3 separate regions of the Homo sapiens genome follow, and regions 2 and 3 are each linked to region 1. A link is a loop called in an ENCODE intact Hi-C map of the cell type or tissue named here. Cell type or tissue: IMR-90. All regions are shown on one strand. Region 1 overlaps PAMR1 (peptidase domain containing associated with muscle regeneration 1). Region 2 has its middle 20 kb from the start of FJX1. Region 3 has its middle 30 kb from the start of PAMR1.

Region 1 (8,000 bases):
CAAGGGTTCCAATTTCTCTACTTCTCTGCCAACACTTGTTTTCCATTTTTCCCTTGGTTTGGATCATAGCCACCCTAGTAAGTGGTAGCTCATTGTGATTTTGATTTGCATTTCCCAAATGACTTGTGATGTTAAACATCTTTTTGTGTGCTTGTTGGCCGTTTATATAGCTTCTTTGGAGAAATGTCTATTCAAGTCATTTGCTCATTTAAAAAACTATGTTGTCTTTTTTATGGTTGAGTTGTATGAGTTTTAGAAATATGTCCTGGATATCAAGCCTTTATCAGAAATATTTTCTGATATTTTCTCCCATTTTGTGGGTGGTCTTTTCACTTATTTGATAATGTCCTTTGCTGCACAAACATTTTTAATTTTGATAAAGTCTAATTCATTTTTATTTTGTTGCTCCTGCTTTTGGTGTCATGTCTAAGAATCCATAGCCAAATCCAAGATCATGGATGGAGATTTACTCCTATGTTTCCTTCTGCTGTTCCTCACTTTTAACCATTAAATTCTCATCCAGATTTTAGAAGTCATTCACTTTGTCAGTAAAACATCAGAGACATGGGAAGCGCAGCTAAGTAAGTCATGGTGGTCACCCTGAAGGGGCTCAGACAGTAGTGGTGGAAAGAAATCTCAGTGGCGATTATGCTATGATGATGTAGCCATTCATTCCCAAACACCAATGTAAGGATCTTTTCTGGCCCACTAATTTGTGGAAAAATGATTTAAAAAGTCAAATTTTCATGAAACTAAATTTATTCCATTTAAATAACTGTCCCTCATTGTGCGAGTGTCTGCCTTCTATGATATTAGCATGTTCTTATGACCTGAGGCTAAGATAGATGATGATAGTTTATTTAAATGGCTCTACTTGGAAAATTGAGAGTGATCAACCCTGTGTCACACTTCCTAATTTGGGGAGGAAACTATGAAATTCAAGGGTTTAGAAGCCACTGCAGGTGCTAGAATTCATTTATGCGGGCCTACGAAGCATGCTGGTGATCCCTGCCTGGAGTTTCTTGGGAAGGTTTTGTGGGGATCTTGTCCGGATTCACTTCCTCAAATATCCAATTCATTTCAGCTGTAATTGTCATCTTTGTGCAAAATTTTTAGAAATAGAGAGTGGGGAAAAAGAAGAGGAAATCAAAACTAGAAGGTCTGTTTCTTAGCCTGACTTCTTCTGGGCAGCCTCTGACTGATTCCTCTTATAGGTTTTGCCAGATGGTTTTTCTCTTTACTGAAGGTATATATAAAAAAAGAAAATGAGAAGGAAAGAATCCTGCCCAGAAAGGGATTTTTTTTTTTTTTCTTATGAGAAAGAACACTCAGTTGCACTTGGCGCCTGAATGAAGTTGGGCTAATGAGTTCACCATTGTAAAACAGTGAAATTCTCCCAAACATACTAATTAAGGTATTTTTTGTCTTTTCTATTGGTTTTCGCTTTGAAGGTACTATGAAAATGGCACGCTGAAAAACTGAGGGGCCAAGTTTGGAAGAAATGACATAGTCTCTACTTGGCAATTGGCCTTGCACTTGAATGACCTGGTGTGGAGACTGGTCTCCAAATTTTCTGATGGCCACATGCCTGGGCTGCAGTATGTAGTCATGCAGTTTAATGGCTCGCTATGGATCTGTGCAGTGCACAACCTATGTAGTCGTAAACAGTGGCCTGATGTATTCTAACAAAAATATAAATAAGCATAGACACCTAAGAGATGTGTGCTGGTTTATAAATTATATACAGGTTCTATTGTCAATCCACCTAGATTATATATTGATGAAACTTGATTTCTTTTTTTAAAGATAAAAATAAAAATGAATAGCAGTTATAACAAACTTCATCTATGCTCCCATGCGTGGTTTTAAATATTCCTTGGGGTAGGTCTCCCTACTTTGGAGACATTGGCCTGGGAAGAATTCACATGGGTCTTCTTTCTCATTCGGGCAGGGCAATGCATTTATAGGGCAAGGTTGCCTCTTAGCAGTAGAGTACTTAAGAGTCTTACCACTCCCTGGGCCGGGTGCGGTGGCTCACGCCTGGAATCCCAGCACTTTGGGAGGCGGAGGCGGGTGGATCACGAGGTGAGGAAATCGAGACCATCCTGGCTAACACGGTGAAACCCGGTCTCTACTAAAAATACAAAAAATTAGCCTGGCGTAGTGGTGGGCGCCTGTAGTCCCAGCTACTCTGGAGGCTGCGGCAGGAGAATGGCGTGAACCCGGGAGGCAGAGCTTACAGTGAGCCGAGATCGCGCCACTGCACTCCAGCCTGGGCGACAGAGCAAGACTCCGTCTCAAAACAAACAAACAAACAAACAAAGAGTCTTACCACTCCCTGCCAGGACCTAGCCTCACCTGCTGGTTTTCCATTTCAGAGTACACAGTCATTAATGAAGCCTGCCCTGGAGCAGAGTGGAATATCATGTGTCGGGAGTGCTGTGAATATGATCAGATTGAGTGCGTCTGCCCCGGAAAGAGGGAAGTCGTGGGTTATACCATCCCTTGCTGCAGGAATGAGGAGAATGAGTGTGACTCCTGCCTGATCCACCCAGGTGAGTGTGGAATGGGAGACTTCAGGTTGCCTTCATGTTGTTGGAGGTAATGAACAGGAACAGGCTGAACGCCTGAATTCTAGCAGGCAGCCATCAGGAGGCTGTGGTGCCATGATTATGAAAAGTGACACAATTCAGCCCATTCTAACTAAAGGCACAGGAATAAAAGGAGTCAGTACTCTTTTCAGTGTTAAACTTGTGAAACTTTGAATTCATTCACTCATTCATTTAACAAGCTGACTGAGCAGCTTTATGTACCATGTGGGGTACTGGGAATACAATGATAAAACAAAAGACACACTTCCGGCATTCCCAGAGCTTATAGCCTGGGGGGATATGGAGAACAGGCAGCTACCATACAGTGTAGTAAGTGCTATGATAGAGAAGCATGGGGTACTATGGCAACATGGATGGGAATGGGGGCAGGTGGGAGGAAAGTCAGTGAAGACTTACTAGAGAAGGTGGTGAGCATGCTGATGGGAGAAGCAGACTAAACAAGGTGAGGCGGATGGGGAGGAGAAGTCAAGCCACAGAGGATAACATGTGCGAAGGTCCTGTGGCAAGAGGAAGCATGGGTTTTGGGAGATGCAACTAGCACAGTCCGGCAGGAGAAATGTGTATGTGATGAGAGACCTGGATAGATGGAGAGAGGGAGGGAGAAGGAGAGGGAGAGTGAGAGGGAATTAATGAATGAGAAAAGATTAAGAGAGAGCAATCTGAAGGGAGGAACAAGAGCCAGATCCTGAAGTGCTTTGCAAACTGTGCTTCAAAGTTTAGGCTATATACTGAAGATATTTTGATAACATTGGAAATCTTTTAGTAAAGAAGGGAAAGCAGATTTTTCTCTTTAGCTGTAGTATGGGGAAAGGATTGGAGGACACGCATGACTAGAGGCAGGAGAGAAATAATGGGGACCTTAATAAAGGTAGAAGCTCTATGGATGGTGAGAGGTAGAGGGATTTGGGATCTGAGAATGGAATTGACCACACGTTGGGATCTATCGGGTGGGATAGGAGAGGGAAGGGAAGAACAGAGTCAAGTCGGATGCTCTGGCTTCTTTGGGTGGGGACACAGATCCAAATCATATCACCCAGTTTGACAAATGAGGACACTGAGTCACTGAAAGCTTAAACAATTTGCCCAAGGACACACAGCTGCACGATGGCAGAGCCAGAACTCAGTTCTCCATTTTGTTAAGTGGGATTGAATCATTTGTACTTTTTCTCACGACCCCCCTCTCCCTCAAGAGGCCATGTTTTTAAACTGGTCCTTGTTGGGGAATCACACAGACCCCTCTGGTGTGGCCTGCTGGTTGTGGGGAGCCCGACACATTCCACGGTGAGCCTATTGTTAGACAGGAGAGTTGTTTCCAATGGCATGCTTTCATTACGGAAGTATATGGCAGGAAGATATTTACTGTCTATTATGAAATTCAAAAGTAAGTTACAAAAACAATGTACCATAAGTAATATAAGTCTAATTTAAAACATGTATGTGTATATAGGCAGAGAAAGACTGTTAGCAATAGCCTGGGTGATGGGGTTTTAGATATTTTTTATTTAATTCTTTTTACTGGTCTAAATTTTCTAAAAATTCCACAATAAACACGTAACATTTATACAAAAGACTCTATATTGATAGATTCTTCTGTTTCCTGCAGGCAATTTCATGTTACTTTAAAACAGCAGCCACTACCTGGGATACTCGTTGAGACCACCCTTCTAAACTCCCCAGTCTGAATTCTGGTGCCTCTAGCAGTTTCCTTGAGATGAGAGGTTCTTCCTCTGGGCTCTGACACCTTTCTAGGCCCAGATGCTCTTAGTTGAGACAGGGCCCTGAGAAGGTGCAGTTGTGCTCCCATGCAGCTGATCAGAACTCGCAGGTGCTTTGGCCTAACACTCCTCTTCTTGGGAATGTTTCAGGTTGTACCATCTTTGAAAACTGCAAGAGCTGCCGAAATGGCTCATGGGGGGGTACCTTGGATGACTTCTATGTGAAGGGGTTCTACTGTGCAGAGTGCCGAGCAGGCTGGTACGGAGGAGACTGCATGCGTAAGTAGACCTTGACCTAGCTCCATCTCTAGTGCACACTGTCTTAAAGTCTCAGCTTACAATGGACCAAAATTTATCTCCTTGGAATCTGAGTTTTGGAAAGCCTGCAGCCAGAGGGCTTTCTAGGTAAAACTATAAAAACAAAGATGGATTTCCATCTGCAAGGTGTGGATTGTGAACATTTGTTTGAATTCTTGGCCACAGGAGGTTTATGTCTACTCTTCAATCTCCTCTTCCTAAGTGAGGCCAAGGCTTTCTGCTTTATGCATTCCAGAAGCAATTGCATGGTAGCCTTGGTCAGCAAACAGTGAATAAGTCTTCAGAAATGTTGTCTGTAGTGCACTGTACGTATGAATTTCTGTTGGTAAATTTCTTGAATCCTGAATTAAATTCCTGCAACCCACAGCAAATTGCTAGCATGCCTTTTGTCCGAGGAAAGAGATTCTTTCTGGGATCTGCTTGATCTGAAAGAATTACTTAGTTTTTATTAGAGTTCTGTGAGTTTCAACAGTTCTTTGAAAATGGAGAGGAAATCTAATCTCTCGTTCAGTCCAAGATTCCCCCCGACAGTGCCCTGAATGATGAATGTCCCTCTGAGAGTCTGTATCTCAAGCAATGTACAAATTGCTTTTATTTCACTAACTTATTCCATATGCTTCCAACTTGAATCAGAAGCAGTTAGAATGGTCTTGCAGTCTAATTTTACTCCTATGAATGATATTTCCAGTTTACAGAGAGGGAGGATGGAGTGTGGTTGGTATCTTTGACTGATAAAATCTGTACTGAAATACCATCAGTTTCAAGACTCTGTGGCTAAGGATGAGTATATGGTCTGCAGCTGAGAAACTCAACTATACCAGGAGGAGAAGGGGCTTGTTGGCACTTCCAGGTGAACTGGGGAGTTCAGTTATCCATAATACAGATACTTTTTAAGTGTTGGTCTTCGTTGCTGATTTAAAACTTCGATGCCATTTTAGGTGGTTTCTCGTAAATTTAATTCAGTACCTGGCAGATTATGTTCCAGGTAGGTTAGCTGCAAGATTTAACCCTGGTCTTCTTTGGCAGCTGATTTATGGAGACTGCATTGCATAATGAGCAGAATACAAGCTCTAGAATGAAACAGACCTAGGTTTAAATAATGATTTTGTCTGTCACTGCCAGTATGACCTTGGACAAGTCATCTAACCTTGCTAATATCAGTGTCCTTTTATAAAAAAGGAGAATAATGCTACCAACTTCATAAGGTTGATTTGAGGATTAAATGAGATAATGTGTGTGAAGCACTTAGTGCTCTGACAATAGTAAAAGCTCAATTAATGCAATAAATATGTCACTGTTATCCTATATGCCCCTTAATTACTGAATTGTTAGGTGATTCAGAAATAAAACTACTCTTCTTCCTTTCATTTATTTTCCTTTCTTCCGAGATGGGGTCCTACTATGTTGCCCAGGCTGGCCTCAAATTCCTGTGCTCAAGCAATCCTCCTGATTCAACCTCTCAAGTGACGGGGACTGCAGGCACATGCCACCATGCCTGACAAAACTACTTTCAATAATAGTTTGAGATAGTTGTAATTAGAGCTGTAGTGCACAGCTTTAGATTTCACATTGACCTTTGGATTATGTAAGATCACTTTGGGTTTTTCCCTGCTTTGGGTCATATGGAAGAGTGCTCTTTCTCTGTGCACATGAGAGGGAAAGGGGGATTTGATGGGGTTGGAGTGGTAGGCAGGAGTGTGATCACGCCTTTGATATGGTTTGGCTGTGTCCCCACCCAAATCTCAGCTTGAATTGTAATAATCTCCATGTGTCAAGGGTGGGGCAAGGTGGAGATAATTGAATCATAGGGGTAGTTTCCTCCATACTGTTCTCATGGTAGTGAATAAGTCTCAGGAGATCTGATGGTTTTATAAACAGGAGTTCCCCTGCATAAGCTCTCTTGCCTGCTGCCATGTAAGATGTGCCTTTGCTTCTCCCTTGCCTTCTGCCATGATTGCAAGGCCTTCCCAGCATGTGGAATTGTGAGTCCATTAAACCTCTTCCCTTTACAAATTACCCAGTCTCAGCTATGTCTTTCTTAGCAGTGTGGGAACAGATTAATACAGCCTTGTAGGTAGGTAAGCTAGGTAAGGAATTTAGATGCTATTGCAAGTGCAGTGGGGAACCAAGGAAGAGTGGTGAAGTAGAGGATGGACCAAGTGCTCTGAGAACTAGCTAACAGAACAGTTAATGACAGGGAGAGGGAGGTAAGGTTTCAGACAGGAAGTGAAGGTTGAGCTATGCCTTTGCTCTTCAGTTGGCAGAGCAGGAAGATATTTCAGGGAGAGGGATAGTATGGTCAGGGTGTGAAAATGCAAGGTGTGTTCAAGGAAGCATGTGACATGAGGTATGATTAGAGCAAGGTGATGGTCTTGGGGTGGCAAGCCCTGACTATGAAGGGCATAGTGTTCCAGGGCTCAGAGCTTAGACATGGTTCTGAGATGAAGGATGGTTTAATCTGGGGAGTACCATTTGACAGATAACTCTTGTAGCATAACTCCGCTGGAGTGGAGGAAGACCATATCCAAAGGTAGCCATTAGGAGTGCGATTGCAGCGCTTCAGGGGATGAAGAAGGGAGACTAGAGTGAGAAGAGCTTAAAGGAAGGAGTGACAGGACTCAAGACTCACTGAAGAATGGGGTAAGGAATCTCAAGAGTTTGCCTTTCAAATTCTTAGTTTGATTAACTGTCTAGAAGTTGATGCTGTTAAGTGAGTAATAAAAGGGAAGAGGTTTGGTGGGGGAAAGAAGGTGAGTTCCACATGAGATAAGCTGGAATTTGGACATCTATAAGAGACTCTGCAGACAGTAGGAAATAAGTGCCTGGAGCTCAAGAGAATTTTGGAGACTTGAGATATGCCTATGGCTGTTATAGATGGAAGCATGAGGTGAACAGAGCACCATGGGCAGAGGAAATAGCAACAGATGTAAAAGGAAAGGAAGAGAAAACCAGGAAGGAGATGGGAAAAGATAGAGAGATAGGAGGAGAACCAGGAAGGAGTAGGGTTCTGGAAGCTGGGGGCAGTGTTTCAAAGGCAGAAAGGTCACATAGGATGAAGGCAGTAAAGAGGTTTTTGTGTTTGATGGCTAGCATGCGATTGGTGACCTGAGCAATAGCAGTTTCATATAAAATTTGGCAGGGCGCAGTGGCTCATGCCTGAAAGCCCAGCACTTTGGGAGGCCAAGGCAGTGGATTACTTGAGCCCAGAAGTTCGAGACCAGCCTGAGCAACATGGTGAAACCCTGTCTCTACAAACAATACAAAATTAGCTATGCCACTGCCACTCTAGCCTGGGCAGAGTGAGACAGTTTCCAAAAAAAAAAAAAAAAAAAAAAAGGCAAGATTTGAAGTGTGA
Region 2 (8,000 bases), 110 kb before region 1:
AGTGTTCTCACTTCTGAGGGAGTGCTATGGGAGGAGTTTCCTTCATCTTCCTCTGGTTTTATTGCATCTGGATGGGACATTTGCAACTGCTGCACAGCCATTTGCCACCAAATCTGAGGGTGAGGTCAATACCCAAGATTGAAGTGCAGGGATGGAGAGAATCTGGGTCCTTTAGGATTGGACTGAGTCACTAAATAACCCATCCTAGAAGCCTACAGCAGCAGAAACTGCGACTTGCTTTTCCAGTGGGCATTCTATTCTCCTTTAGTAACACCAAATCTATATTGATAAGTATAGTAATGTACCCAGATATAAAACCACATTTTCTAGATTTCCTTGTCAATGGAAGTTATGTGGCTTTTTGCCCTAACTTTCTTTACTTTCCTGCTTCTTGGAAGGTGGGCATGATGGCTAGAATAATGGCAGCCAATATGTGACCATGAAGCTAACTTGAGAATACAAGTCGTATACTGAAGATGGTAGTGCTGAGAGTGTGGGTCCTGCCATACCAGCTATTGAATGTTTTTCTCTGGGCTTCTTTTATGTGAGAGAAATACAGCACTTTCTCTATGTAAGCTAGCAATTTCTAACTTACATAAGCTACTGTTACTTAATGTTTTCTTTTATATGCAGCTTGGTTTAATCCCAACGGAGAAGCCTATATATTTCTGAATTTCCTGTGGGTGAGAACTAATTTTCTTAATGTATAAACTGTTTGGAATTGGAGTTGCTTTCATATGCAATCAATAACATCCTAATTGTTTCCTCATTGAAACCCATATTGTTCGCATCTGTACTGTGTAGTTAACTACAACAAGGGCTGTATTCTTTAGTTCTAAATTATTCTTGATTGAAAGATCCTAATATTGGGATCCCTACCATTTTCAACATTTTTTTTTCTGAGACAGGGTCTTGCTCTGTCATCCAGGCTGGAGTGCAGTGGCACCATCATGGCTCACTGCAGCCTCAACCTCCTGGGATAGAGCAATTATCCTGCCTCAGCCTCCCAGGTAGCTGGGACTGCAGGTGCATGCCATTACGCCTGGCTAATTTTTAATTTTTTTTGCAGAGACGGTGTTTTGCCATGTTGCCCAGGCTGGTCTCAAACCCTTGGGCTCAAGTGATCTACCTGCTTCGGCCTCCCAAAGTCCTGGGACTACAGGTGCGAGCCACTGCACCCGACCCCATCTTCAGGCATTAAGAACATTCAGAAAACCCAAACAAAAAACACATGTTATGGCTTTGGTACAGCGTTGGTGGAAAATCCAGGTGGTTCCTTTGGCACTTACCCCAGACGATCCTAGTAATATCCTCCCACCTGAGCAGAGTCTGAGTTTTGAATATCCTCCTGCATGCACCTTCAGTTTCCTACTGCCTGCTCCTAAGATCCACACGCCCCAACCATGTGGTCTGCCTCCCACACAAATCCTCAGGGAGGAGAGCTTTTAAATTTGGCAAAGCAACTATTGACTCAGGTTTTGTTTGTTTGCCATTAAGTTAGCATTTAATAAATGCAAGATTCTTGGCTTAATAGGCTGGTTATTATGTGTTATCGAAATGGCAAATTAATTATTCAAAAGCTGTGTTTAAGATATACCAGAGATGTAACTGAGGAGGCCTCTTTGTTCCTAATTTGCAGTAAGCATTGCATTTCTGGCCAGTCAGTATTTATTTCAAGTATAATAATTATCTTGTTAAACCCAAATCTATTAAATTGAAATGAAAGTCAGGAATTAGTGCTGGAGGGTGGGGAAGGGTTTACTCAGGCGATGTTGCGAGCATCCTAAACCACCAGCCTCATGACTCTCACCTCACCGTGAGGATGCCAAAGCCAGCCCCTAAAGCATAACTGCATTGATAATTGTTCATTATCCAGGGACAGAGCCACCTACTATCCTTGGCTCAAGTAACTCTCCCTTGGTTATAAACTTTTAACGTAATGATGAGAAAGACAGCCACTGTTTATCAGTGCCTCTTACGTGACAATTGCTTTACATCCATTATCTCCAGTTCTCACAACAATCTCAATTTACAGATGAAGAAACTGAGACTTGGAGGGGTTAAATAATCTGCTGAAGGTCACATATGTATAGTCAGTCCCTTGGTGTTCACAGGGGATTGATTCCAGGAATCCCTGTGGATACCAAAATCCACAGATGCTCAACTCTCTTACATAAAATGGTGTAGTATTTGTGTCTAACCTACACACATCCTCCTGTATTCTTTAAATAATCTCTAGGTTGCTTATGTCTAGTGCAATGCAAATGCTATGAAAATAGTTGTTATACTGTATTTTAAAATTTATATTTTTAATTGCTGTCTTATTATTTTTTATCTTTCCTCCAATATTTCAGATCTGCATTTAGTTTTGAATCCATGGATACAGAACCCACAGATAGAGAGGGGTGACTGATATGTTAATTGCAGAGCTGAGAGTTTGACTCAGGTCATTTGGGTTCCAAAGCCATCCTCTCTGCAGCTGCAGAAACTCTGAGGCCTTGAACATGTATTTTTGTGTACTGCAGAGGGGAGACTGTTCCTTGCCTTTCGGCTCAGAACCTGATTACCAGAGCAGTCTGTTTTGTTCTCTGCCCCTCCCCAGTTAAGTTCCAGACTTGTTCCACTGTAGCATGGGCATGTTCACTTGCCTTCTTCCACTCTCGTGGCTCCATGCTGCAGCTAAGAAGGGGCCATCAGGCCATCATAACTTACCTTTGTGCATCCACTCCGTTTTCCATCCCCATGTGCAGGACTGCAGGGTTTATCAACAAATTCTAACGAGAAGCAAAAAAATTTCCAAGGAGAAAAAAATATTCCAATGTATCTGAATCAGTTTTCTGGATTCTTTGTTTGTGTCCAAGCCCCTTCAATGCAGCTATAGCTGAGAACCAGCAGCCAGAGGGTGGAGTAAACAAAAGACATGAACTGGGGACTGCCTGAAGACTTTATTATAGCTCACAACTTAGGATATTGAGATGACTAGTTATACCCACAGAATGATGCTGCAGAGTACCCAGGCCACATGGTTCAAACAAGCTGACACAGGGAGATTCTGTTTGGCTTCTACTTACGGGAGCCAGGTCATTCACTCATTCGTTTCATCCATTCATTTATCCAACACATATTTGTCATTTGCCTGCTTTGTGTCAGGCACTGTTGTAAAGCATGAGGTCTCTGACTTTACATGAGATGTCCTAGAATCCCAGGGGTGGGGCAGAGGAAGAAACACTGGCCAGAGTTAGAAGAACTGGGTTTGAGTTAGCATGACCAACTTTTCTGGTTTGCCAGGGACTTTCCCAGTGTTAGCACTGAATGTCACATATCCTGGAAAACCCCTCAGCAACTGGGGAACAGTTGGTTGCCCAGGTTTGAGTGCCAGCTCTGCTATCTACTTGTCTGTTAGTCAATCTATATTTTGTGAGTACCTATTAAGAGCCAGGCAGTGTGCCAGGCTGGGAAACAGCAGTAAGCAAAGAAGAGTCCCTGTGCCCAAGGGGTCCCCTTTCAGTAGGAGTAGACATCCCAAGCAGACACAAATAACTTAAGGTGTGTCTAAGAGCCATCAAGAAGATAAAATAGGTACTGTGATGTAGAGTGACTGCATATGGGAGGGGCTGTTTTAGCTAGGCAGGTCAGAGAAGGCGGTAGCAGGGGGTGACAATAAACAGAGCCCTCAATGAGAGAAAAAGGACAGCTATGTATGAATTTTTGGGGGAAGTTTTCCAAGCAGAAAGATCATCAAGGGCAAAAGCCCTGAGATGGGAACAAATCTGCCAGGTTTGAGGGTCAGAAGGAAGGTTAGTGTGAATAGAAAGAGAGGAGGAAAGAGATGGGGAGGGGAGGAGGAAGGGGTTGGAGAAGCAGGCGGGGCAAGATGATGGAGGGCCTTGGGCTCTGCAGTAAGTGAGTAGGTGGGGCTGCTAGCTGGAGTATCTAGGTGGTAGCTTCTACACCAAGATATCTTAGGTTTCTTTCATGGTAGTGGCAGTATATTAAGAGGGCAAGCCCCAATATACAGGCACTTATCCACCTCTGTTGATGTCTCATTTGGTGATGTTCCACTGGCAAAGCAGAGCTCATGGCCAAGCCCAGCATCAGTGGAAGGGAGCTAGCAAGGGTATGGATACAGGAAGATGGGATTCACTGTGGACAATCAATGTAACAATCTGCTACAGGAGGCTATGAATAGGTATTTATTATTATCCTCAATTATAGGTTTTGAGGCTGAGTAGTATTCCTACACACACACACACACGCGCACACACAAACACACACACACATATATCTCACATTTTCTTTATCCAGTTGTTGATGGGCATTTGGGCTGGTTCCACATTTTTGCAATTGTGAATTGTGCTGCTATAAACATGCATGTGCAAGTATCTTTTTTGTATAATGACTTCTTTTCCTTTGGGTAGATACCCAGTCATGGGATTGCTGGATCAAAGAGTAGTTCTATTTTTAGTTCTTTAAGGAATCTCCACATTGTTTTCCACAGTGGTTGTACTAGTTTACATTCCCATCAGCAGTGTTGCTGAAACCCCATCTCTACTAAAAATACAAAAATTAACCCCGTGTGGTGGTGGGTGCCTGTAGTCCCAGCTACTTGGGAGGCTGAGACAGGAGAATTGCTTAAACCCAGGAGGCGGAGGTTGCAGTGAGCCAACACTGCACCATTGCCCTCCAGCCTGGGCAACAAGAGCAAAACTCTGTTTAAAAAAAAGAAATAAAAAAAAAAGAAGTGTTACCTTTTCGCAGCATCCACGCCAACATCTATTGTTGTTTAATTTTTTGATTATGGTCCTTCTTGCAGGAGTAAGGTGGTATTTCGTTGTGATTTTGATTTGCATTTCCCTGATCATTAGTGATGCTGAGCATTTTTTCATATGTTTGTTGGCCATTTGCATATCTTCTTTTGAGAATTGTCCATTCATGTCCTTAGCCCACTTTTTGATGGGATTGTTTGTTTGTTTTTTCTTGCTGATTTGTTTGAGTTCCTCGTAGATTCCTCGTAAAATTCCTGTAGAGTCTTTTGTCAGATGTATAGATTGTGAAGATTTTCTCCCACTCTGTGGGTTGTCTGTTTACTCTGCTGACTGTTTCTTTTACTGTGCAAAAGCTCTTTAATTAAGCCCCACCTATTTATTTTTGTTTTTGTTGCATTTGCTTTTGGGTTCCTGGTCATGAAATCTTTGCCTAAGCCAATGTCTAAAAGGGGTTTTCTGGAATTTTTACTGTTTCAGGTCTTAGATTTAAGTCCTTGATCCATCTTGAATTGATTTTTGTGTAAGGTGAGATATGAAGATCCAGTTTCATTTTCCTACATGTGGCTTGCCAATTATCCCAGCACCACACTGAACAGACAAATAACAAGCAGTGAGGTTGAAATGGTGATTTAAAAAATTGCCAAAAACAGAGTCCAGGACCAGATAGATTCACAGCTGAATTTTACCAAACATTCAGAGAAGACTTGGTACCAATCCTGTTGACACTATTCCACAAGATAAAGAGGTAATCCTCCCTAAATCACTCTATGAAGTCAGTATCACCCTAATACCCAAACCAGGAAAGGACATAACAAAAAAAAGAAACTATAGACCAATATTCCTGATGAACATAGATGCAAAAATACTTAGCAAAATACCTGCTAACCGAATCCAACAGCATACAAAAAAGATAATCTACGATGATCAAATGGGTTTCATACCAGGGTTGCAGGGATGGTTTAACATGCGCAAGTCAATGAATGTGATACACCACATAAACAGAATTAAAAACAAAAATCACATGATCATCTCAATAGATGCAGAGAAAGCACTTGACAAAATCCAGCATTCCTTTATGATTAAAACCCTCAGCAACATCGACATACAAGGGACATACCTCAACGTAATAAAAGCCATCTGTGACAACCCCACAGCCACCATAATACTGAATGGGGAAAAGTTGAAAGCATTCCCTCTGAAAAGTGAAACAAGACTGGGTGCCCGCTCTGACCACTTCTATCCAACATAGTACTGAAAGTCCTAGCCAGAGCAATCAGACAAGGGAAAGAAATAAAGGGCATCCAAATCAGTAAAGAGGAAGTCAAACTGTACACTGTTTGCTGATGATATGATTGTATACTTAGAAAACACTAAAGACTCCTCCAAAAAGCTCTTAGAACTGATAAATGAATTCAGCAAAGCTTCAGGATACATGCTTAATGTACACAAATCAGTTGCTCTGCTATACACCAACAGTGGCTAAGCTGAGAATCAAATCAAGAACTCAACCTCTTTTACAGTAGTTGCAAAAAAATAAATAAGTAAAATACTTAGGACTATACTTAACTGAGGAGGTAAAAGACCTCTACAAGGACAACTACAAAACGCTGCTGAAAGAAATCACAGATGACACAAACAAATGAAAACATATTCCATGCTCATAGATGGGTAGAATCAATACTGTGAAAATGACCTTACTGCTAAAAGCCATCTACAAATTCAATGCAATTTCCCTCAAAATACCACCATCATTCTTCACAGAACTGGAAAAAAAAAATCCTAAAATTCACATGGAAACAAAAAAGAGCCTGCATAGCCAAAGCAAGACTAAGTAAAAAGAAAAAGTCTGGAGGCATCACATTACCAGATTTCAAACTATATTATAAGGCTATATCACCAAAACAGCACGGTACTGGTATAAAAATAGGCACATAGACCAATGGAACAGAATAGAGAACTCAGAAATAAACCCAAATACTTATAGCCAACTAATCTTCAACAAAGCAAACAAAAACATAGAGTAGGGAAAGGACACTCTCACTTTTTAAAGGTATGGGGCCTAGAGTGAATGAATGCACATCACATTTGTAGGGATGACCCTTTGTGTCTTGTACCGTTTAACAGATATGCATGCACCTTTGTGGGACAAATTGTTCTTTTTTTAAGTCATCTTTTTAGCATTCAATTACAAGAAGAAAATGGCCAAGCAGGCAGAAGAGTTCTGTATTATTTAATCCATCCATCTCCTTCTCTGGCTTCTGGCAAGGGAGGCTGCTGTACTACTTCTTTCCCACCACTCAGTAGACCGATGGAAACAGGAAGTTGAGTGCTCTCCCTGCCGTTGCCTTCAGAAATCTTGTAGCATCTGACAGATTGAGACACATTGCTTCTCTCTCAATGAGGCCTGCATTGGTGACAGTCTCCAGGCAACATGATTGAGAGGGAAGCTGGACAGTCTGTCAACTTGGCCTTCACAGGGCTATTAGAGTGAAGCAAGAGATAAAATGTATTTTGTTTTCAACAAGGTTCCATGTCTGTCTTATATTATCAACTCCAAAACATACCATGAAATATGACTTCTTATTATCCCTACTTTTAGAGCACTTAGAAACTGTTAGGCGAGGTGGAAGTAAAGAACTGGGTGTAACTGGCTGCAGCAGCTTATGCTTGTAATCCCAGCACCTTGGGCGGCTGAGGCAAGAGGATTGCTTGCGTCCAGGAGTTCAAGACCAGCCTGGGCAACATAGTGAAATTCTGTCTCTACAAAAAATAAAAAACTAGCTAGGCATAGTGGCGCATGCCTGGAGTGCCAGCTACTTGGGAAGCTGAGGTGGGAGGATCCCATGAGTCCTGGAGGTTGAGGTTGCAGTGAGCTGTGATCGCACCACTGCACTCAGCCTGGGTGACAGAACGAGAGACCCTGTCTAAAAAAAAAAAAAAGAACTGAGCGTTAATTTTTCCTGAGTAGTATGATGCTACTCTTTCTGAGATCACTATTTGTGGTAGATAAGATAATGCCCTCACACCCCAAAGTTATGAATTCTGCTGCTATCGTGTATGCTAATGCCTTCCATAGGCACTAGAAAGGCACTTTAACCATTGACCATTATTTAAGGATCCATTGAAAAGTAGAGTATATGTTTCCTATTGCTGATGCCCTGACCTAATCCCTGGAACCTGTGAATATGTTATGTTATATGGCAAAGGGAAATGCAGGTTGGAGACGAAATTAAG
Region 3 (8,000 bases), 63 kb before region 1:
CCAAAGAATCCTCAGAGTTATTTGGGTAATGGTGTTGATTCTGATTGCCAATTCATTTACTGTTCTATTTGAATGATAAATGAAAGGGCCACACCATGCCGCTAAGGCTGGGAGACTTGGTGATACCAGACAACAGATATTTGATGAGAATTGAAGAATTGCCCTGATTCTTTATTTCATTATACTAACATAGATATAACCAGGGTTGAGCTTTCAAATAACAGATCTCTAGGTTTCTATATTCTTCTTTTACTCTTCTTAAGGAGGCTAGCTCTGTTCTAATGGCTGGGACCAAAGGGGTCCCAAAGGTGGAGGAGAGTGGGCTGCCAGCCTTGGATCATGGGGTTGGATAAAATTCTTCAGGATCCCACCCTGCTGAGTCTAGAGACAGACTCCACTTTTTCTTCCTCACTGAGGCAGTGACTGAAAATGCTGGAACTTAGACGACAACTACAGGGCTGGCCTTCTCAGTTGATTTTTACAACAGCACAAGGATATTTCCTTCTGGCTGAAATGCCTGGAATTGCAGGTCTGGAACATGTATTAGTGGAGTAATGTCTGGAGAGAAAAGGATGGTGATATGGAAACACTGACTGCTATGGCAACAGTTGGAATAATAAACAACTTCTTTTTTCCTAGGAAAATCATAGAGTTTGGCCTTGTGGCAACATTTGGAGAGGAATTATGTAATACACAAGTTAGGTCTCGCGTTTGGCTTGATTTTTTTCCTCCTAGGTTGAAGAGAATTTCTCAGTGCCTTGTTGGGCAAGTTGAGGCAATTATACATTATTCAAAACCTTTCCAGATATTTCCTTTAAACAAAATTCATTCAGAATGTGTGAATTAAAAAGTCAAAATCACCTCTCCCCCTTCTTATAGCTTACTCTTCTTGGGTAACCACTAAATACAAGAACCATCATAAAATTTCTATATATGACATACAAATGTGTTACTAATTGGTTTGGGTTTTTTCTGTTTCATGGTTATTGAGTGGGAAGGGCTTAGTAGGGTGCAGTCAGTAATTAGTACAATTTACGCCAATGTTTACTTTACATATGCTCTAATAATTTCCCTTTTCAATCTCTTGAAGGCATCTTGAGTGGTCTCATAGATTTCCAATCACTGTCAGGTATTAAAAAGTCAGTCCAGTACACATTAAGTCTTCAATCTCTCATCTAGTTCAAAATTTCTTTCCCTGCCACCCCTGCCACCACCTCTGACCCACCTTAGTCCTGAGCTGATGGGGAAGGAGGAGTAGTGGTGATGTGATCTGTTCTTTCAAACTTTTCACACCCTGATGTCCTTTGTGGCTTTTGGCTCCCCCAGGATGGGGAAGAGGGAGTTAGAAGAAAAAAGCAAAGTCTTACTTGACTTGCAGTGCTGTGTGGCAGGTGCCTGAATGCTGGCTCTTCAGGATATACAATTTGATGCAAGTATTATCCCCAAGACTTGGGCCCTACTCCCAAGGGTACACCCTAGGGTCTACTTGCCTCCTATCCCCACTCAATGTTCACAGAGTTCATTTGGCCCAGTCCTCCCTCAGATTTGGGCAAGAAGGCTGCCAGCCTTTTATCCGACACTTTAGAGGACTCCACTTTTGTTTTCTTTTGCCGGCATCTCTTTGACCAGGTGAGAACTTGGCAATCCACAAGGATGTTCCCAGCTGAGCTCATGCAGCTCCTGTAGACCTCATTTTGGGTAATGGGACTCCTGAATCCTCTGCTTGGATGGCCTCAAAGCCTCTTCTAAAGCCCTCTTGGGTTTCTTCCCCAGGTTCACCTGGGACTCACTGCAGATGTGTACACCCCTAGACTCAAGGGGTTGCCAAGGGGTGTTGCTTGTTGGGTATATGGATGAACTTGTATGTGTGTGTGGGAACAGGAACCTGGGGTGGGACAAGAAGGGAAGCTTGGCAGGGCCAGCTCTCATTATGCCTCTGTGTATAGGCATATAACTCCAAGGATTTTTAGAAGTTTCTTTTTGGATCTGGCTTTCCAGGTCATTTTGAAAACATATTTGTTGTGGTGGAATGATAGAACATGTTTCATTGAGCTTTATTTATACTTTAAACTATTTAGACATAGAGTATGTGGGCCTCCATTTGTACTCCTGTTGTGGACCCTGGAAATATTAGGAGTGGCTATGACTCAACCCATAGGAAACCTTATGCCTCCTTGACATGCACAACCTTTCAAGTACAGGTGGGCTCTGCCTCTGTCCTCTCTCTTCTCCCCAGAATCACAAGTTACTTTAGCTAGTCTCCCACCTTTATACTTCTCTAGGCTACAGGAAGGCACTTTTTTTTTTTTTTTTTTTTTTTTTTTTAGGCAGAGTCTCACTCTGTTGCCCAGGCTGGAGTGCAGTGGGGTGATCCCGGCTCTCTGCAACTTCTGCCTCCAGGGTTCAAGCGATTCTCCTGCCTCAACCTCCTGAGTAGCTGGGATTACAGGCCCGTGTCACCACATCTGGCTAATTTTTGTATTTTTAGTAGACACGGGGTATCACCATGTTGGTCAGGCTGGTCTCAATCTCCTGACCTCGTGATCTGCCAGCCTCGGCCTCCCAAAGTGCTGGGATTACAGGTGTGAGCCACCGCGCCCAGCCGAAGAAGGCACTTCTATCTGCCCGTCCAGAACTCTCAAACTCTTGGGGCTACAATTCAGATTCTCCCAGAGCTCCCCACTCAGGTAGTAGCGCCAGGTGATGGGTTTGTGGATTGTTCCCAGGATGCATTAAGCTGAAGGGTGAGATGTAGCTGTCTCTCCTGGCAGACAAACTCAAAGTCCATGGGTAGTTCTCTGGAAGCATATCTCCCTCAGTTTGAAGGGAAAGGGAGGAAAAACACGATTATGCACGCTACCCCTATGAATTTCCTTCAAAAAAAAAATTCTCTATGGGATCTCAACCTTTTCTTATATGACCTGGAGATGGGCGAGGGGGCCTGGTAGTAGAGGTCCTCTGTGGGTGGATGAGACTAGAACTAGAATGTGTAGGTACTTGCCACTTACTGTTTTTAGCTTTGGGCATTAGCAGAATTTAAAGGTGATAGGAAAAGTCCCATCTAGTAATCTGTAACATATACGTATATACTCATTTATGTCTCTAAACTTGCCTTTTTCACTGGCATGACAGTTTCTACATTCTTCAACAGCTGTATAATGTCTCATGTGGTACAGGTGGATGTAGCAACATTTATTTAACTATTCTCATATTGATAATTATTTAGGTGGGTTCTTGATGTTACGAGTAATGCTTCAATGAATAATCCTTTAACATCTATCCTTGTGCCCTTATGTAAATATTCCTAGAATTGTGATTGTTGAGGCAAAGGGTACATGCATTTCACATTTTGATAAAAAGCACATTTTGTGTTTTGATAGATAGAGGCAAATGTTCAAAACATTACAGCAATTTACAATCCTATTAAAAGTATCTGGGAATGCTCTTTTCCCCAACCCCTTGCCTATACTGAATAATTATCAAGATAATCTAATCTATTCTAATCTGGTGAAAAATTACATCTCCTTGCTATTTTAATTTGCATTTCTCAGATCACTAATGAAGTTGAACATCTTTTTATACATTTATGAGTCATTTGTAATTCTGTGAATTATGTTTATATCCTTTGATATATTTAGAACTCTTTGTTCTTTAGTCATAGTAACTACTTGACTATGAAATACATTGCAAATATTTTCTCACCATCTGTTATTCTCAAGATGCTTTCATTATAAATAGATTCTTAAAGATTATTCTGTCTTGAATTGACTTTAGATTATTGACTTTAGGTTACTCTCTCTGAAAAATAGAGTAATGTATTAGTCAAAGTAGGCTAGCTGATACAACAAATTACCCCCACATGTCTAGAGTTTAACCCAGTAAAAATTTGTTTCTCACTGTTGCAACAGTCCACAATGGTGTTCGTGGTCAGCTCTTTTCCAAGTTATGACTTATAGACTCAGGATCCCTCCATCTGGTGGCTCTGCCCTCCTGAAGATTCTTGAAGTCTTCATTTAGCTGGCAGATGAGAAGAGAGAGACAGTAGAGTCTCTGCTGTTTCATGAACCAGACTTAGAAGTGGCATGCATCACTTCCCTCATATTCCTTTGGCTAGAACACGTGTGGCAAGGGAGGCTAGAGATGAGATCCTCTTAGGAGTCTGCAGGAAAAGGTAAACACACGGCAGGCCCTGCTATAGTAAGAAGAGCAGCAGAAAAACATCTGAGCAAATATGTTGTTTCTCCAAGCCTCATTGTGTTACTGAAGGAACCCTAGTGGCTGTTAGGAAGAGTGCATAGGGTGATTCCTGCTGAAGAATTTTCAAAACAGAGAGGCTTATTAAAATACCAAGGATCATGATTCTGTTGGTATAAAGTCCTGACTACATCTGTTCCTTGTGTAACAAGATTTAAAGTCTTCTTAAAAGAGACAAGGGCTTCTTCTGAACATTTTTACAGAAGTAAAAGATAATCCCTCAATTCCAGAAGAATTCTTGAGTTTTTTCTGCCCTTCTCTGACTCAGAAATTTTCAGAGTGGGGTAACTGAATGCTGAGGGAATTGATGACCAGGCAGCACTTGCGGGGTTTGGGGCTTAGGGTAATGGAAATGGGCAGGTGAATGGCTGAGAACCCACAAGCCAATCTGGAACTAGGGTGGAGTTGAAATCAGTAGGTGGCTGGGTCGGGAAATCATTGTGGGGAGGTTGAAAGATGAGACTTGGGAATGTAACTCTTGTAAGAGATTACTTTAGTAACAGATAGACTAGGGTAGAGGAAGGAAAAAGACAAGGACAGACTGGAGTTTGAATTTCCAATCCACATCAAAAATGAGAGAGAGAGAGAGAGAGAGAGAGAGGCAAAAGTCCAGGCTGGCGATAGAAAGAGCAACGAGAATTGCTCCCCAAAAGTGATGCGTGGATTTCCAGACAAATTAAACATTTTATCTGGTTATGTTCAGCAGCCCTGACCCTAGGACTGCCCTTTGGCCATTGAGACTTTCTCTAAACCCAAGTCTCTGTGTCATCAGGAAGCAGTGCTTCACCATCTGGGTAGTCAACCATCTGCAGGGGTCATACTGGGGCCTGCTGTGCTGTGTAGGGGCCCTGAAAGTATTTGGCTAGTTGGAGATGTGATCCACTGGCATTTGTAACTAGAATGATGGCAAGATAAGCAGTCTCTGTTTCCCCATTTGTGAAATTAGAGAACCCATCTGAATGACCTCAGAAGTTTTAGCCAATGTTTACATTCCACTATCCAGGATGTTGAGGCTAGCAGACATCATGACCTGTTCTTTTATTGAGGCAATTAGTCCCACGGCCAAGCAAAAGAAGACAGCAACTTCTCCCCAGGCTCCTCACTCTCTAGTGGAGTCCCTTGGGTAAGTTGCTTTCTCTCCCTGGGAATGTTTTTCCACATGATAAATGGTGTGGAGTCAGTGGAGTGATTTCTCTTTCTGTATTAGGCCATTTTTACATTGCTGTAAAGAAATACCAGAGGCCGGGCGCGGTGGCTCACGCCTGTAATCCCAGCACTTTGGGAGGCCAAGGCGGGTGGATCATGAGGTCAGGAGATCGAGACCATCCTGGCTAACAAGGTGAAACCCCGTCTCTACTAAAAATACAAAAAATTAGCCGGGCGCGGTGGCAGGCGCCTGTAGTCCCAGCTACTGGGGAGGCTGAGGCAGGAGAATGGCGTGAACCCGGGAAGCGGAGCTTGCAGTGAGCCGAGATTGCGCCACTGCAGTCCGCAGTCCGGCCTGGGCGACAGAGCGAGACTCCGTCTCAAAAAAAAAAAAAAAAAAAAAGAAATACCAGATACTGGGTAATTTATGAAGAAAAGAGGTTTAACCGGCTCATGGTTCTGCAGGCTGTACAGGAAGCATGGTAGTATCTACCAGGCTTCTGTGGAGGCCTCAGGAAACTTACAATTATGGTGGAAGGTGAAGGGGGAGCTGGTACTTCACATAGCCAGAGCAGGAAGAAGAGGAAGAGAAGTGGGAGGTGCTATGCACTTTTAAACAACCAGATCTTGTGAGAACTCACTATCGTGAGAACAGTACCAAGACAGGATGTTGCTAAACCATTCATGAGAAATCCACCCCCATGATCCAATCACCTCCCACCAGGCCCCATCTCCAACATTGGAGGTTACAATTCGACATGAGATTTGTGCAGGGACACAGGTCCAAGCCATATCTCCTTCTGTCTCTGACTTTCTAGGAATCTAAATACAATACGTGAAAACCTGAGTTTGTAGAAGCACATGAGTTCTGCCGCAAGGCAATCAGGGTGATCCTCCCATTACTGAGTGTGTGTAAATACTCAGTGGTCTTTATGCTGCCCACAGCTACTCAAAGACCTTCATGGCTTCCTCATCACTTACACAGAAGCCAAGAATGTCCAAGCAGAGTGCTTCCTGCTCTGTTCGGGTGGCTTCAATGCCTAGCACCCCTCCACACCCCAATTCTTGCCATATCTCCGCATTCTTCCTTGATGCCACTCCCTGTTTGCTTCTTTCTTTTGAACAAATCCATGTTGATGGTCCCCTGGCTTTAAATTTTGGCTCTTAAATTTCACACCACCAAAGCTCATGGTTAACTCCTAACCAGTCCTTCTCGGAGTCCCAAGTGTCCCTGTGGAGATGGATATTGGAGAGTAATTGTGCACCAAAGCATTTGTCCTTGTTTGTCTGTGTGACCAAATTTTGGAGGGTAGCAGATGATGGTCAAGTGATCTTTCACTCTGAGGCCCAAGAATTAATTCTGTGAGAAGGTAATGTAAACAGTGGCCTTTTAATTGGCTGGGGATTTGGTAGAGGCAGAACTCCCAGAATATAACAGTTTCTGGGGCTATCTTGGAGCATAAGTTTGCACAAGTATTGCTAAATGTGAGGAGTCTGACAATCAAATATACACTAGTAGCAGCCAACAGGGTCTTGGAGTTATATAGGGGCTGGAGGAGGTCCTGGTCCTAGAATATTTACAGGTCCAAGATATGCCTATCATCATCAAAAATCAGGCTGAACTGTTTGAGGCCTTATATAGGGCTGGGGGTGGTTATGATGCTTGAACAGAATGCCAAACCTATTTTTCCTTACCCCAGGAAGCTTCATCTATAATAATTCAACAAGCAGGACTGGAGAGTGGTCATTGATAGGAATGTTACATTGGTTAATTAGCTTCTTCAGAATGACCAGCACTGTTCCCAGCTGATATCACTCCCGACTTTGACCAGAGCTTTATTTCTACCACTTTATAAAAACACATCTGTCAGAGAAAAATGAATTTGCTGACCCAGAAGGACAACTGTGGGAGAGAAGCTCACGTGTAGCAGAGATAATTTTCTATCAGAGCTTACTTATTCAGGAATTCCACTCTAGGTCGTGGCAAATTGAGGAAGGGTCCATGTTTTGCTCACCTTTGTTTTTGGTGCCACTTTACGTGGCAGCATCAGGAATGAATGGGTGACTCTGGGGCTGTCCCTGTATATCCATAATGGAGGCTCCCAGGGCTGAGGAGCCCTCCTAGGTGAGGGAAGCCCTGTAGGATCACCCCACAATCTGGCGCATACTATCCTATCTTGTTACGCTCTAAATCTCAACTGCTTTCTTAACTAGTTTGTAAGTTCCCTGCAAGCAGATAATAATAGTACCTGCTTCCTAGGGCGGTTGTGGGTATAAATGAGACCACGTGTACAAAGTGCTTAGCACATTATCTGGTAAATAGAAAATTCTCAATAGATGGCATAAGCCCTCCAGAGCCTAGAACACATTAGAACTTTAATAAATACCAATTACAATAATGAATGTTTGATTACCTCTGTTGAGCTTAGGTCTATTTCCCTGTAAAGCTAGATCCCAGAGCACTTGAAACAGGAGGTATTCAGGAGATAGTAGTTATGATAGTCACCATTAATCCTCCCAAATTATTCCCCTTGTACAGATGATGAAATGGAAACTCAGAGAAGTTACCCATCTTGCTTCTGATCATTCAGCACAGTTGT

Evidence for each region. A loop is a pair of places that touch in the nucleus more often than their neighbours do. Peaks named below come from ENCODE experiments on the same cell type or tissue, not always from the same donor. Only the 100,000 strongest peaks of a DNase experiment are listed, where the experiment ranks them.
Region 2: it touches region 1 in a loop (2.3-fold over the local background); 5 of 110 quality-filtered maps call a loop at or near these places.
Region 3: a loop joins it to region 1, with 7 times the contacts of the local background. A loop is called at or near these places in 3 of 110 quality-filtered maps.

What each region holds. Positions count from the first base shown.
Region 1 is chr11:35,488,651-35,496,650 of GRCh38, reverse strand. It overlaps PAMR1 (peptidase domain containing associated with muscle regeneration 1), which reads left to right. Exons shown (of 11, transcript NM_001001991.3): 2 at 2,379-2,555; 3 at 4,478-4,606. Among named protein-coding and RNA genes, the nearest start is that of PAMR1, 33 kb to the left of the region's middle. In IMR-90, no CTCF peak of the experiment used is centred here; a DNase peak (open chromatin) is centred at 4,940; H3K27ac peaks cover 1,492 bases.
Region 2 is chr11:35,594,055-35,602,054 of GRCh38, reverse strand. No RefSeq gene overlaps it. Among named protein-coding and RNA genes, the nearest start is that of FJX1, 20 kb to the left of the region's middle. RefSeq lists an enhancer at 3,170-3,399. In IMR-90, no CTCF peak of the experiment used is centred here; a DNase peak (open chromatin) is centred at 3,234.
Region 3 is chr11:35,551,249-35,559,248 of GRCh38, reverse strand. No RefSeq gene overlaps it. Among named protein-coding and RNA genes, the nearest start is that of PAMR1, 30 kb to the right of the region's middle. In IMR-90, CTCF peaks have their summits at 516 and 4,269; DNase peaks (open chromatin) are centred at 598, 4,258, 5,208, 6,028 and 1 weaker place; H3K27ac peaks cover 1,473 bases.